Linked DNA regions of Homo sapiens: region 2 is linked to region 1. Evidence: read pairs that join two places in POLR2A ChIA-PET (ENCODE). Cell type or tissue: Panc1. All regions are shown on one strand.

Region 1 (8,000 bases):
GGGGTGGGTAGGCACTGAAGCTAAGGCAGCTGCTGCTGCAGGTTCACTGAGGCTGTTTCATTATTAGCTGAGTGGCAGAGAGCCAGCGACACAAACAGGACATTGAGGGCGATATTTAGGGACGTTTCAACAAGTGGAAAAGCATGAATCTATAGCTGAGAAGTGCATATCAGTGAGTGAGCAAGGATCTTTGCACAAAGGTTTTTTTCGGCCCCACGATTTACACCCCTGCTTGCACTCACAGTGAGTTGTGATGATCTGTGCACGGAATCCCATCTAGAAAACAATAGTGACACAGAGCATCCCACCCCTCCTTCCAGAACCATCGTCTCTTTGTGTCAGTGCTCCGTGCTGTGGCCACTTTAAAGATTTGACGGGGTCTTCCCTGTGTTTCTTTCCACTTGTGATCCTGCTGGGATGAAGGCCAATGTTCCAGAAACCTCCTGAGAAGGCAGTGTGCAATTTTGCTGACTCTAGAAGTTCAGGTTCTGGGGTTCATCACTCATTAGCAAAAGGCCACAGGTTGGAGCAACTCCAGAAAGAAATCACAGTGCCATGCTCAGAACTAGGGACGGAATGGGAGCCACACTGTCACCTTGGGGAGCAAACCATGACCTGTTTAGACCCAGAAGCACACAAATAAAAAAGCATACCCTGTTTTAAACCAGGCCTAATGTCTGGAATTCTTTTTATTTCAGACATTTCTTCGGCAGGGGATTTGATGTCACCTGGCAGTTCAGGAATTGCTAAACGAGAGCCAAGACTTCATTCCTCATCCAGACTTAAGTTCCTTTGTTCTGTTCTGAAGTTTTCCATATACAAACTCTTTCTGATGAGCCAGGGCAGACAGGGAATTTTGCCTACAGCATTGGAGCAGTTTAGGTTCCAGAAATGTACTAGTTTATTTTAATTAGCTGCCTGAAAACTTCATGTGTACCCTTTAACCTCCAGCAGTCCTCAATTCACCATCCAGTTTGAATTCTGCTCAGGGCAGGCAGATCCATCACATTTCAAAAGATGCAGGTGGCATCTCTCCTTCATAAGCTGCTCCAAGAGGGAAATGAGAGCAGGTGACAGGAACACACTGCCAGGTGCAGCAGCAGGTACATCCCATGGGATTAAATGCTGGTGGCCATCCAATAGTTCAAGCAGACAGTACATAGCTTATTATTATTTTAAAAAATAAAGTCCTTGGCCAGAAAAACAAAGTTCTTGGTCTGTGCAGTGGCTCATGACCAGCATTTTGGGAAGCCAAGGCAGGAGAATCACTTGAATCCAGCAGTTTGAGACTAGTCTGGGCAACATAGCGAGACCCTGTCTCTAAAAAAAATTAAAAAAAAAAAAAATAGATGGGCATGGTGGCATGCTCCTGTAGTCCCAGCTACTCAGGAGGGAGGATCACTTGAGCCCAGGAGATTGAGGCTGCAGTGAGCCATGATCGCACCACTGCACTTTGGCCTGAGCGACAGAGTAACACTCTGTCTCGAAAGAAAAAAAAAAAAGTTCTTCAGGGCCCCAAAAGAGTTCTGGTTTAAGATCTTTCTGTAGTAGCTATAGTTAGCTATAGTTTTCTTCCCCAAACCATAACCTTAGACACCTTGACTCAATATTGACAGCAATTTAATACCATTTAAAACGATAACTTCTCTTCACCTGCGCTTCCCCATGCCTCCCCACAGATGTCACCCCAGCAGCTTCATCCTAAAACCATCCCAGTAACAGGCTAGACTAAGAAACAAAAAGGGTACCGTAGTTTGAGAGGCTGTGAAATTCCTCCAGACTTGTACCGGTTGGAAGCTTGTTCTTTTCCTGGCTTCCCTGAAGGGTAAAGTGGATTCTTGAGAAAATGAGTCCAACATGTCCAGTAGATGTTTCCAGATACTAGCTAAAAGCTAGCAAAAAAAAAAAAAAAAAAAGAAGAAGAAGAAGAAGAAGGCAGCCCTCATAGGACTAAGGACACTGCAAACATTTGGGAGCTGCCAAGCCCTTTCAACAACACCACTGAAAGAATGTAAACGGAGCTGGTCGCGTTGGTCGGCGCTAATGGACAAAGGCAGGAAGTGACTATTCCTCATTCTCCTAGAGACACCAGCCTCTGTCACTTTATAGTAAACTCAGTGGTGGCTTTCCGTGTGGCCCCAAGAGCGACTGCTGTGGTAAAGCAAAGTCTGTCCTTAAAAAGCAGAAAGGATTCCTGCGTCCCCTGGCTGGGCTCCAGGCTGCACTGCCTGCCTGCTATGTGAGACCGCTGGAGGCTGGCTCCCCAACCCATTCTACTGACAGCCACTGAGGCCAGGAGCTGAGGCTGCCACCTGGACCCTGGCTGTGGGCTGGCTGACTGGGGTTGAAACACAGAGTCCCCGATTTCCATTTCACTGATCAATGGAACTGGGTTGAGTCACTGGCATTTTCCCAGCTTTTGCTGCGCCGGGCCACAGGCCAGATCTTGGCAAGATACAGAGCTTGAGAAGGATTAAGGACAGGCCTGTTCCCTCCTCTGCCCTCCCCCGTCGCCTATTCCCCGCCCACCTCTACTGTCCCTTCCCCACCCTTCCCATCCCCTCCGCTCCTCTCCTCTTCTCTTAATTTCTTTAGTCCAACGTAACCTTCCTATTTTGGGGGAAGGATTTTATTTTATTAATTGACCAGTAAAAATTGTATATATTTATGGTATACAACATGACATCTTGATATATATAGGTATACATATTGCAGAATGGCTAAGTGAAGCTAATTAACATATGCATTACCTCATATGCTTTTTTTTGTTCTGAGTGCACTTGTGCACTTACAATCTCCTGTCTTCGAAAATTTTCTTTTCTTTTCGTTTTTTTTTTTGTTTGTTTGCTTGTATTTCTTTTTCGAGACAGGGTCTTACTTTGTCACCCAGGCTGCAGTGCAGTGGCACCATCTCAGCTCACTTTAGCTTCCGCCTCCAGGGTTCAAGTGATTCTCCTGCCTCAGCCTGCAAGTAGCCAGGATTACAGGCGTGCACCATCATGCCTGGCTAATTTTTGTATTTTTTGGTAGATGTGGGGTTTTACCATGTTGGCCAGGCTGGTCTTGAACTCCTGACCTCAAGTGATCCACCTGCCTCGGCCTCCCAAAGTGCTGGGATTACAGGCATGAGCCACCGCTCCCGGCCGCAATTTTCAAATACGCAATACATTGGTATTAACTACAGTCACCGTGTTGCACAATACGGCTCTTGGACTTTTTCCTCCTTCTGAACTGAAAGTTTGTATCCTTTGACCAACATCGGCCCAATCTCTTCTCCTCTTGCCCCCACCCCAGCTTCCTATTTTATGCTATTTTATTTACTTTAGGTCACAAGTGCAAACCCACAAAAGAAGCAGCAAAAGCAATTATATTGGATTCCACTACTCACAGTTCTGACTTAATAGACACTTAGTGTACTCAAGTCCTGGATTCTCATCTCCGTGCTGCATGAGGTTGGCTACAGAAGCTTTCTAATCACAACCTTCAGTTTTTCTTTCTAGCCGTTAAATGAGGCCGGGCAGCACGGACTTCAGTCTCAGTAAACAAGACCTCGTTATTGTAATTATTTTACAGCCAAATTGACTGAAATAGGAAAAAGTGACTCACCCTAGAGGACCTGTCAGGTCAAGTCCGAATCTAAGAAATGCATCTCACTTTTTTTGCCTGGTCGCTTAACCAGCTCCCAGGGAGACAGGTCATCTCTCCTTTTAATGCTTTTTGTTTTTTTCTAAGAGAGGTAGGAGGAAATGGAGGTGGCTCTGTGTCTGGGTCCAGGGAAGTTCTCTGAATATTTCCATAATTATCTTTGTATTACTCAATATTTTACACGTTGGACAGACAAATGTTATTCCAGGATCAGACTTGACAATTCGAACTATGTGAATTGAAAGAAATTTTTAAAGTGTCTTGGATCACTGTTTGACACAGGTTTTCCCTCACCCAACAGTCATTTTAAAAAAAAATTTTAAGTTTGAAGGTCATGAAAACTTTCCATTGAAAAGACAAGCTAATTTACGAGAAAGAAAGAAGTCATATGGAAAGAACTGTATTCCCAGCCCCCTTACTCAACAACAGTGTTTTAATTTTAATTTTAATTATTGTTTTTGAGACAGGGTCTCGCTCTGTTGCCCAGGCTGGAGTGCATTGCTGCAGTCACGGCTCACTGCCCCTCAACCTCCTGGGCTCAAGTGATTCTCCCACCTCAGCCTCCCGAATAGCTGAGACTACCAGTGTGTGCTACCACATTCAACTCATCTTTTTATTTTTATTTTGTAGAGACCAGGTCTCCCTCCCTATGTTGCCCAGGCTGGTCTCAAACTCCTGGCCTCAAGCAATCCTCCCGCCTTGGCTTCCCAAAGTGCTGGGATTACAGGCGTAAACCACCACGCCTGGTCCTAATCCTATTTAAAAACTCTTGTTGGCCAGGTGCTGTGGCTCATGCCCGTATGCCTATAATCCCAAGCACTTTAGGAGGCCAAGGCAGAAGGAATGCTTGAGGCCAGGAGTTTGAGACCAGCCTGGACAATATAGTGAAACCCTATCTTTCACATAAAAAAATTAAAAAGTATTTTAAAAATGTAATTAGGAACAATGTCCAGTGCCTCAATTTTTCTAAGAGTAACCTTTTTTTTTTTTTTTTAACAAGGTGGTGTGAGGTGCGGTGGTTAAAACTCCTTTCTACCACTTACAGGACTGGCCTGTAAATGGGGTTAATTCTGGTGGAAGTCCATCCCTTCTTTCCTTGGAAAACTGGTTCACAGACTCATAGAAACTCTCACCTTGTCCACACCACAGAAGCCCTGCTGGTGCCCATGTAGTTACTGGCCATGTGACCACCCGAGGGCAACAGGTGGGCTCCTCTGCTGGTTAGAAAGTCCTCCTTTTCTGACTGGACATGGTGGCTCATGCCTGTAATCCCAGCACTTTGGGACGCTGAGGTGGGAGGATCACTTGAGGTCAGGAGTTCAAGATCAGCCCAGGCAACATAGGGAGACCCTGTCTCTACAAATAATAACAAAAACATGAGCCAGGCATGGTGGTGAGTGCCTAGGGTCCCAGCTACTTGGGAAGATGAGGCAGGAGGATTGCCTGAGCCCAGGAGGTCAAAGGTGCTGGGAGCCATTATCGCTCCGCTGCACTCCAGCCTGGGTAACAGAGAGAGACCAGGTCTAAAAAAAAAAAAAAAAAAAAAGTCCTCTCTTTCTGGAGTAGGAAGCTTCTCTCACCTCCTATCCAATGCCCTCATTTTCCCCCTTGGGCCATTTAAGAATTAGCCTCCTGAGGCATCCCTCTTCGCCACCCCTGCAGGCATCCCTTATTCCTCTCTTGACTGATGGCTTCTCCTGCACCGGTGGCCCAGGCCTCAGGGCTGATGGACTCAACTCACTTGGAATATGATTGAGCAGGGAAAGAGGGGTGGCTTCCCCTTGGCTACCCGCAAGGTCATTGAAAAGTCTGCATACAGTTGACCCTTGAACAATGGATGGGGTAAGGGTTCTGAGCCGTCAAAAATCTGAGTACAACTTTTAACTCCCCCAAAACTTAGCTACAAATAGCCTACTATTGATCAGAAGCCTTACTGATAACATAAGCAGCCAATTAACCCGTATGTTATGCATTCATAAGATACCTAGCATTGTCTTAATTTTTTTCAGTATTTCTAGGCTACACAACTTGTGCGTTTTTTTCAAATTGTTGCAAATCTCCCCCAGAATTTTCCAATATGTTTATTGAAAAAAACCCGTGTATACATGGACTAGTGCAGTTTGAAAACCTGTTTTGTTCAAGGGTCAACAATATTTCCAAACCTCCTCACTCGAAAAGCTCCATGTGATCAGTGGTCACACAACATATGTGTGCAGTAACTTCATGCAATACAGTGCAGAGGTGTCATAAGCCACCTCAGCCCGTAATCCACAGAATCCCATGGACAAAGAAGCCACACACACTGGGACTTCCTCAGGGTCTACTCATCAACCTGTTAGCAGTTGAGTTTAGAGCTTTCTTTTCCAAGGCTCTCTGTCCATGATGGTAAAAGAGTCTATGTAGGTGATTATTTTTCATTAGAGGTTGTAATCTGGCAGCTTTGGATTTTGTGTGTGGTATGACAGTTTTTTCATATAGCTATTCATTTAATTTTAATTTTATAGAAAATAGTTTTAGGGATGAATACTTTCCTTGTAAACTTTGTAAAAGAGACATGATTGATCAAAAAGATTTTTGTCTTCGTGAAACTTTACTGTTTAAGATTCCTGCTCTGTGAGGTGTTGGCTGTTTTCATTATTTCTATGAAGTTCCAAATTCCCTGGGTTACATTTGGAATGTCCGAATTTTGTAAGACTGATGCTTCCGTCACTTGTTCCATCATAACAAGTGTGACTGGGTGTAGTTAGTGACAGCTGTCATCAGGTTTTCTTCTACCAGTATCATTTTTCTCAGACCAAGTTTTTTTCACTTTCCAAAATTACAAGCAAGATAAAATTCATCAATTTATGTTTGGATCTATCACAAATTCTGTTGAGTGCATCTTCACCCATTTCATTCTGAAATGGCTACAATACCAGTGATTTTGTAATTCTTAGACAGTCAATAATGAAAGTAGAAGCAATTCCACAGAAACTCTAGGAATATTCTTTGGCCCAGCAATGGAGTATTGAAATTCTAAACACAATACTCTTTATTCTTACAATGTTTTTTGTTTTGTTTACTAACAGCCTATGTCATTAGTGGAGTAAAGAACATAAACAAAGTCCACAGGGTTACATGAAAATGTCCTGAGTCTATTAGCCAGGTGTGGTGGTGCATGCCTGTAATTCCAGCTGCTACTCAGGAGGCTAAAGAGGGAGGATCTCTTGAGTCCAGGAGATTGAGGCTGTGGTGAGCTCTGATTGCAGCACTGCACTCCAGACTGGGTGACTCTGTGAGGGGCTCTGTCTCTTTTAAAAAATAAATAAATAAAATACAATGTTTTGGGTCGAAATGTCATGACAACCAGTGCTATGAAGGAAAAAGAGAGGAACATCATCCCTATATAATAAATTAGCCTCTAGGATACATCTTGCCTGGAATCTCATGTACTAATTTGCTTCTTTTCCTTCATTTTGACCATGTATATGCTGATGTCTTTCCAAACTTTCCCCTTCACCATCAGGGTGTTTACCCTTCCCTTTAGTTAGTGATGCGCAGGGAAATGTTTAACAACTGGCTTTCTGGGAAATAAAAGCCCCGGGTTTTAGCATTTGCCTATTTTGTGGTGTAAATACTCCCATCATGGCTGGTTTCAAGCTACCAGTGTGACATCAACAGACTTGGAAAGTTCATGAAATTTTAACAATCAGCTCTAGTGAGCAGGGAGAACCAATTCCAGGTCACCACTATATTTAATTCACTAATTCTAAACCACAAGGTCTCTGAAGAGGTGGCTTTTATTTGATTCTTCATACACTTAAGTAATAAAAGATAGCAAAAGTAAGAAACTAGATCTCTAGACTGAAACCAGTGCTTTATCCATGAAACCACATTATTTGTCACTAGTAGGACACGAAATATTTCTGGCTCTCATCTTAACCAAGTAAAATGCTGCCATCGGGAATAGTTAAAGGAAGCCATATGTTCGGTCTGTTATTTTAGACTTAGTGGGTTCCATTTCTATGGAGGTTGAAGAGAGAAGAAGAAAAGATCTTCCTTTATGGAACCAGACATTAGAGATCTCATCTGCTTGTTCACAGTGGTGTCTTTAATACCTTACGTGCTGCCTGGTACGTATGTGCTCAGTAAATGTTTGCCGAATGAGTAAGTGCATAGGATTTTACAAGGAAGTCATCTAGGCTAAAGAGAAGGGTTTTTAAAGAATGACTTTCTCGGCTAGGTGCAGCAGCTCACATCTATAATCTCAGCATTTTGGGAGGCCAAGGCAGAAGGATCTCTTGAGCCCAGCAGCACAGCAAAACCTCATCTCTACAGAAAATTAGCTGGGCATGGTGGCATGTATCTGTGGTCCC
Region 2 (8,000 bases), 140 kb before region 1:
CACCTGTCTCGGCCTCCCAAGGTGCTGGGATTACAGTCATGAGCCACCACTCCCAGACTTGTTACTTCCTTGATTAAATATTTTATCAATATGCAGTGACCCTTTTTTATGCTGGTAATAATTATTCAACTATAACTATTATTAATAAGTATTCTAACTTTCTTTTGGTTAGAATTTGCAAGGTAATTTAAAAATTTACTTTCAATCTTTCTGTATTAAAAATATTTTAATATATTTTACACATATTTCCTGTAAACAATACAGACAGCCTTTGTCTTTTAAATAGAGTCATCATAGCTGGCCGTGCATGGTGGTGGGCGCCTGTAATCCCAGCTACTCAGAGGGTGAGAGAGGAAAATCATTTGAGCCTGGGAGGCAGACGTTGCAGTGAGCTGAGATCACGCCACTGCACTCCAGCCTGAGCAACAGAGCAAGACCCCATCTCCAAAACTAATAATAAATAAATAAAGTCCTAAGTCCATTAACGTTTACTGTTGTAATTACTGACAATATTTGGATTCTGGGCTACCATTTTATTTCATGCATTTTGTTTTGCTGGTTTAATTTCCTTTTTCTCTTCTTTGGAGTTGACTTCTATCATTCAATTTTTCTTCTCCTCTACTTGTTTGGTTTCTATTTTTAATGTATACATTGTATGCACTATGTATACATGTATATAGTGTATATAAGCATATGTATATGTATCATGTATGTGTATATGTATATATATGCCTACAAATGAAGATTACTTAAATCTTAGCAACTAGTCTAAAATAATGAAGGCTTAGAAACTGGAAGGGAAGAGAGCTTAGTGGTCTTCTACTCAGAGGGAGAATCTATCATACAAATACCCTAAATTATATGTGCAAGGTCATAGCTAGTTACGACCTGCTTTTTTTTATTATTATTATACTTTAAGTTCTGGGATACATGTGCAGAACGTGCAGGTTTGTTACATAGGTATACGCGTGCCATGGTGGTTTGCTGCACCCATCAACTCGTCATCTACATTAGGTATTTATCCTAATTCTATCCCTCCCTTAGACCCCCACCCCCGACAGGCCCTGGTGTGTGATGTTCCCCTCCCTGTGTCCATGTGTTCTCATTGAACAACCCACTTTCTAACTCCCTGTTCACTATACAATAATGCCAAATACTTTTTTTCAACATAATGCCATTAATAAATGTGTGTAAACTATAATCATGCTAAAATTTTCTTCCCTTCTTTGTTTGGTCTAGAGAGAACTTTAAAAAATCTTAAAGATTAGCACCGACTTCTTTTTCAGCTAACACAATTTCTTCTCTGAATGAGTTTGAGCTCCTTTGCCTCTAATTTGGCTTGAAGTCTTTGTCAGGCCACAGATACTTCTTTAAAACTTGCCTTTATTAAATCTAATAATTAAGTAGAAATTAAGCTCAAGAACCCTTCTCAGCAACTATTCTCTTTCCTACCACACTTTTAGGAAATTACAGTGGAGAAAGAAATGGCAGCTTGACAACAGGTGAAGCTACTACAAACATCTCTCTTCTAGAATGAAGATACGAGGAGGGGCCTTCTCTTCTATTTATTGTATTTCTTTTATCTCCAGTAATGAAGAGGTTTGATATATACAACACGTCCCTTAAAAAAAAAAAAAAAAATGCCATGCTGGCAGTTCGCAAACTGTGCACTCAGGTGCCCTAAGGTGTCCCAAACTCATACAGCCACCAAAGGATATTTCGAATGTTCAGGGAAAACAGCAAAACCTTACATGTCAGATATTGGCAAACTAGTTTGAAGTAGTTCACAAATTCAACGTAAGATCATGCTACATTCCTCTTAATGACATAATATTTCTATGAAGCTGAGTTTCTGGCAGTTGCTGTGATTAAAAAAAAATACTAGATGAAAATCAATATGAAACAGGAATGCAAGTGGTTCTGCCAAGTCATTTAATGTCCAACAGGTGCACACCTCTCATTGGTAGCTAGCCACAGTTATTTAAGAATGAAATGAAAATATTTCTTCTTTCAATTTATTTTTTTTCTAAATGGCTATTAGCTGTTAGGCTATAAATACTTATTAAACAGTTAGAATATAACTGCTTAAGACTGAACTATTTTCTTTTGGCCGAGGAGCACTGCTAAAAATTTATTCAGATGCCAAAGCAATGGTAACAGATTTTAGGAATGTGTGCCACTGTGGCAGGAACACTAAGAGAAACCTCGAGAGCTAGCCTTTGGAACTGAATTGCACCAATTCCTCAGCTTATAGGCCTATAGCGGGTCACTACAACACTTTGCCTTAATTTCCTCAATGGCAAAATAGAAACAATATCACTTTGACTATGTGATAGAATTGTTCTAAGGACTACTGGAGATGGAAGATGAAATTCCTGTGAACTGTAAAGCATGACAGTTATTCAGCCTGAAGGGGAAGAAAATGGTTAGGGGTCCACAAATCACTAAGTGTATTTGAAAAACTGAATCTCACCTTTCTGAAATCTCCTCTAGTAACTCCATAAGTTTAGCAGCCAAACCAAGGCGTCGAAATTCTGGGGCAACAGACAGAGCTGTGACGTGCCCGTGCCATTCTTCCCTAGCTACTGAGCCTTCTGCTTTACCCATAACTGCCAACAACAACAAAAATCACATTCAGTAACTAGACATTGATTTACACATAAATATAGAATTACTGTTCAGTATGTTTTTATTACAAAGGAAACTAATAAAGAAGTTTTTAAGTACCACCTGAGGTCATCCAGCTAACAGTTAGTGCTTTTATTTGAAATTCACTTGTAAATGTAACACTATCTGTTACATTTAGAATAGTTCTAAAATCAGAATTAGAACAAAAAAGAACGATATACTTAAAACACAACTAATTTTGAAAAAAAAAAAACCAGAGTATGTATTTTTTCAAATATCTGCATTTCATATGGGTGTGGGTATATGTGGGTACATGTGGATGTACACATATAGTTCAGAGCTAAAGGTTCTGTTAGTAATGCTAATTCAATGAGGATGCTATGATGCCTGCATTATGTACTAAATAAACCATGTAGAAATTTAACAAAAGTATAGAATGAAAGATTTTTTTTTTTTTTTTGAGACAGAGTCTCACTGTGTCACCCAGGCTGGAGTGCAGTGGCATGATCTCAGCCCACTGCAAGTTCTGCCTCCGGGGTTCAAGTGATTCTCCCGCCTCAGCTTCCTGAGTAGCTGGGATTATAGGCACGCGATACCACGCCCAGCTAATTTTTTGTATTTTTAGTAGAGGCAGGCTTTCACCATTTGGCCAGGCCGATCTTGAACTCCTGACCTCAAAGGATCTGCCTGCCTTGGCCTTCCAAAGTGTTGGGATTACAGGCGTGAGCCACTGTACCTGGCCTTAGAATGAAAGATTTTTTTTTTTTTTAGAATGAAAGATTTAAGAAGACTAAGACCATGTCTGTCTGGTTCACTGCCGTTATCGCCTGGGCCTAGCACAGTGCCCAAAACAGAGATCAGTAAGTTCTTGAATTGTTGAAGAGGAAATAAAATTACAAGCATCATTATATTCCAATTCTGCAGTCTAAAGCAATCAGTTGAAATCTATATTAAAATCTTTACCTACTCCACAAAATACTAGTGGTATTATACTTACTATAACCCATTAATTCTCCACCAGGTGCCTCTGCAACAATGAAATACTCTGGCCAGTGGGCGAGGTATTGTAGGTAGAAAGGAATCCCATACTAGAGTCCTGTTAAGGAGTGTGAAAAGTAATGGACAGTAAAAAGTTCTTCATTAAGGGATATTGTAAAAAAAGTTTCCTTTAAAAAGTATACTGTTACTTTATCCCCAGCTCTGTATGAGTCCTATAATCATACATACCATTACATGAAATATTTAGGTTATCACTGATTTTTAACAAAATTGCCTGGACATATAGCCTCAAGTGTGGAATGGTGATAGCACTGTCTAATAGAAAGCAGAGAATCAGGACCCCAAAGTTCTACAGTCTACTTCCCTACTGACCATACCATATCTAAGTCTCTCCATTTATCACCTGATATTGTTTGTTTGCGGTCTGCCTCCTCTTAGTCTATGAATATCATGTTCCCTCTGTCCCTGGTGCCTGGTACACAGTAGATGCTTAATACACTGATGCTTACATAATTGCACTGAAAAATTAATGGGTAGTTCCTACTTTGACTTCAGCTATGAGACTGTGAAAATAACTTTACAACCTAAGTCCTTCCAGAGCCAACTTAATTACCCAGTTTTTCCTCTCCACTGATTCAAATCCTGCATTTCTAGTAATGCAGATAAAAGCTGACTTAAGGAATCAACTATGTTAACAGTAAATGCCTGAATAATTTGCTCATGACTTCACTCTTCAACCTTGGGATATCCTTACTGACATGTAATCATTCCTACATTTCTCTTCTTCTTTTTACTCTGTACTTTAATGGATGAAAATATATTTCTTGTTAGTATAAACTTTCTGATGCAATTTATCAGAGGACACCATCAATCACACATAAATATATTTTTTAAGTTCCTGGAAAACCTGTTCCGTGCGAAATTCTTCAAAATCTCCTCTGAAGGACCATCATTATTTTGAATACCCCTCAAATACAACCCTTAACATGGCAGGACAGCCAGTCTTCCTGCCAGCCAGCCACTGACATATACCACAACCATCTCTTCTGTGGCTAACAGAGGAGTCCCAGACACCCCTCCCTCCCATCGACCTCTAGGACCTAACAGGTTACTTTCAAATATAGGCTCACCTGGATTATGGGACTTTCACTGCAAATTTTAAATGTCACTGGAAGCACACCATATAAACGGATTTGCATCCTAAAATCCTTCCTTCCTATATAGTGAAACTTTTGTCATTCAAAATTCTTCAAAAATCTTAAAAGTGGTGATATCATTAGTCGTAATTTAAAAAATCCAGATGAACCTGCAGAGATTTTTTGCTTTTCCCATTCAGTTTTGTTTCTGATATGTAGTCCTGTTGCTGCCTGCACCTGTAAGTTAATTTTTACTGCTGTATAGTATTTCTTTATGTGAAGAGACACCTTAAATAGCCTGTATCCTGACAATGGACACCTGGGTCATTTCCTGTTTCTCAAAAAAATGTTTGAAATCCTTCTTCAGTACAGCTTAATTTACTTAACCATCTCCTGATTGTTGTGTGTGAATCTTATTCCAAATGCTTAGTAACTCTCCTGCAATAAATAATGTTTGTAATGGTATAACTCAGGGGTTAGCAAACTTTTTCTGTAAAAGGCCAAATAGTTAACATCCTAGGCTTTGTGGGCCATACAGTCCCTGCTGAACTACTCAAACTGCAAAAGCCACAGAAAAAAATATAAATTAATCAGCGTGGTGTCCCAATAACATTTTATTTACAAAAACAGGCAGTGGGCCAGATTTGGCCTATGGGCCTTATTTTGTCAACCACTGACAAACTGCCTCTATTTCTTCTTATTTTCAGCTTTCAGGAAATGGAATTACTATTTCCAAAGTGCCTTCTGGAAAGATAATAGCAATTTATATTGTCACTAGCAATTTATGAGAATGTTCCTCTCACCTCACCATCATCAGCACTGAGGTTTATCATTTTTTAAAATCTTGGCTGATACATAAAATATGGCATCTCATTTTGGTTTTAGTTTACATGTCTTTTGACTGATGAGACTGAACTCTTAACACGTTCATTAAGCTCCTATATGCCCTCTTTTGATAAATTACCGGTTAGCAGAACCCTCCTACCCACCTACAGTAGATACAGAGCATAACACAGAATCCGAACTTTGTGTTGTAAGCCACTAGAGATGTGGGGTTATCTGTTACAGCAGCATAACCACAGTATCCTATCTTCACATCTTTGCCCCATTTTTCCATTAGGACAATAATAGACACTGTTCATTGTTACCTCAAAGCCTTCACTTTAGTAACAAGTCCCAATTTATAAAGCAGGGCACATTTCTGGACTCTAGATAGGATTCAGTAGACAGGTGAAGCATGAAACAGGTGCTGGTCAATGAGACAGAGCGGGCCTGTGTGGCATTTCCCAAAGGTACTCTCCTTTTTTTTTTTTTTTTGAGACGGAGTCTCGCTCTACATGTAGCCCAGGCTGGAGTGCAGTGGCGCGATCTCGGCTCACTGCAACCTCGGCTCACTGCAACCTCTGCCTCCCGGGTCCTGGTTCAAGCGATTCTCCTGCCTCAGCCTCCTAAGTAGCTGGGATTACGGAGTGAGCCACCACGGCTGGCTAGTTCTTGTATTTTTACTAGAGACGGACGGGGTTTCACCATGTTGGCCAGGCTGGTCTTGAACGCCTGACCTCGTGATCTGCCTGCCTTGGCCCCCCAAAGTGCTGGGAGTACAGGCCCAAAGGTACTCTTAAAAGGGAAGAACACCCTCACCTCCCCCTCTGCTGTTTCTGCTGCCGGAAACATGGCTGTGATGCTGTTTGCTGTGGCAACATCTGGAACAAGGTTACGGCCACCCTGGGAGGGGTAGAGTGCTTAAACTGCAAAGAGCCTGGCTGTTGGTGTCTTCATGGAAGCATCACCTGCCTGGGACTGCTTATCTCCAGACTTTGTTCACACTGGAGACTATGCAGCCACCTTGCTGAAGTCACTGTGCTTTCTGGTGAATACAGCCATGCTGACTCCTGAGGGGCAAGGTTGGCAGGGGAGCTATGATGTTACAGATTTCTACCAAGTCATGATATTAACAGTTTGTCAGCAGATCTAAGACAACTCTTGTTCTCAGTTTCACTTTTTAAAATTGCTTTCAGTGTTGCTTATGATGTTTCCTGACCTACAAGTTTTTAAACTTTTCAGTACTCCTCTGTTTTCCTTTCATTTCTGTTTTCTTTATTCTCAGTAAATCTTCATTCAACTTTTTTTTTTTTGTAAAAAAGGATACAGTTTCTGTAAGTGGATCCAAGTTACTGAAAGAAACAAGAGAAATGTCTCTAGTAAGCAGCGTTTACAATAACCAGTTGAAATAAGCCTGCTAAAGCTAACAGTAATATGCCACAAGGAAAACAAAACATGTTTCATCAACAACTTTAAGGCCAACTTTAGGGCTGAGGCAGATGATTTAATCTACCTAATAGCCATAATAAGCTGTCACAGCCACTATTAAGGTGTTTACATATTTTTTCACTTAACTGCTACTTGCTTCTTTAAAATTCAAGTTAATAAATCTACATCTTGTGTTTTCTAAGTGGCAATAAATTGCTAATGGAACTGGAGACCAACTAGGGATGTATCTCGCAGAGACAGAAGGTCAAACTCGCCCGCTGCAGCATCCAACCCCATGGATCCTCCCCGCCTGTGTCTGGGTCTTCCCTGACAATTGCTCCTTTATTCCACCCTCTAAATGTGGTCACTCCCACCACTCGGTTTTTGCTCCCCACTCCTATTCTACACTCCCACCTCCCTGTCCCCACCATCCCCATTCCTATGTGTTCAATCACGTGTTCTTAGTGGATGCCTCCCAACCTGGCTCCGATGCTGTGGGCAGCTCACCAGCACATCCCAGCACACCATTCCCAAATCTGCATTCTGAAAACCCATCTCCATCCCCTCACTTCCCTAGTCAATTAATGGAGCCACTATTTTGTCAGGTTCAAAACCAGCTACTTTTCAACTGTTCTCTTCTGATTTCTAGTCAAATTCTCCTTTGAGACCCATAACAATGCTAGTCATATCATATTTCTGTAGTCCAGCAGTTCTTAAACTGTTTGGTTTCAGAACTCCTTTACGCTAAAAAGTTACTGAAGACTCCAAAGAACTTTTGTTTATACGCGTAATATCTACTGAGATTTAAAAATTTTAAATATTCACTCAAAAATAATAAATCAATTACACGTTAACACAAATACCTTTACCAAAAAAATCACTATACTTCCGAAAACAAAACAAAACAAAATCCAGTGACAACAATGGCATTGTTTTAACAATTCTGCAACGTCCTGCTTAAAAGACAACGGGATTCTCAAGCATTTG

What was found. ChIA-PET counts read pairs that join two places held together with the same protein. Peaks named below come from ENCODE experiments on the same cell type or tissue, not always from the same donor. Only the 100,000 strongest peaks of a DNase experiment are listed, where the experiment ranks them.
Region 2: POLR2A ChIA-PET joins it to region 1 with 15 read pairs; 5 of 35 experiments call an interaction of 5 or more read pairs at or near these places.

What each region holds. Positions count from the first base shown.
Region 1 is chr20:19,880,529-19,888,528 of GRCh38, reverse strand. The region is part of intron 2 of RIN2 (Ras and Rab interactor 2); the gene reads right to left. Among named protein-coding and RNA genes, the nearest start is that of RIN2, 130 kb to the right of the region's middle. RefSeq lists an enhancer at 2,289-2,789. In Panc1, a CTCF peak has its summit at 1,662; DNase peaks (open chromatin) are centred at 1,747, 2,464, 3,418 and 7,868; H3K4me3 peaks cover 4,229 bases; H3K27ac peaks cover 8,000 bases.
Region 2 is chr20:20,021,393-20,029,392 of GRCh38, reverse strand. It overlaps NAA20 (N-alpha-acetyltransferase 20, NatB catalytic subunit), which reads right to left. Exons shown (of 6, transcript NM_016100.5): 2 at 6,913-6,937; 3 at 3,626-3,716; 4 at 2,474-2,609. Among named protein-coding and RNA genes, the nearest start is that of NAA20, 8.0 kb to the right of the region's middle. In Panc1, no CTCF peak of the experiment used is centred here; no DNase peak of the experiment used is centred here.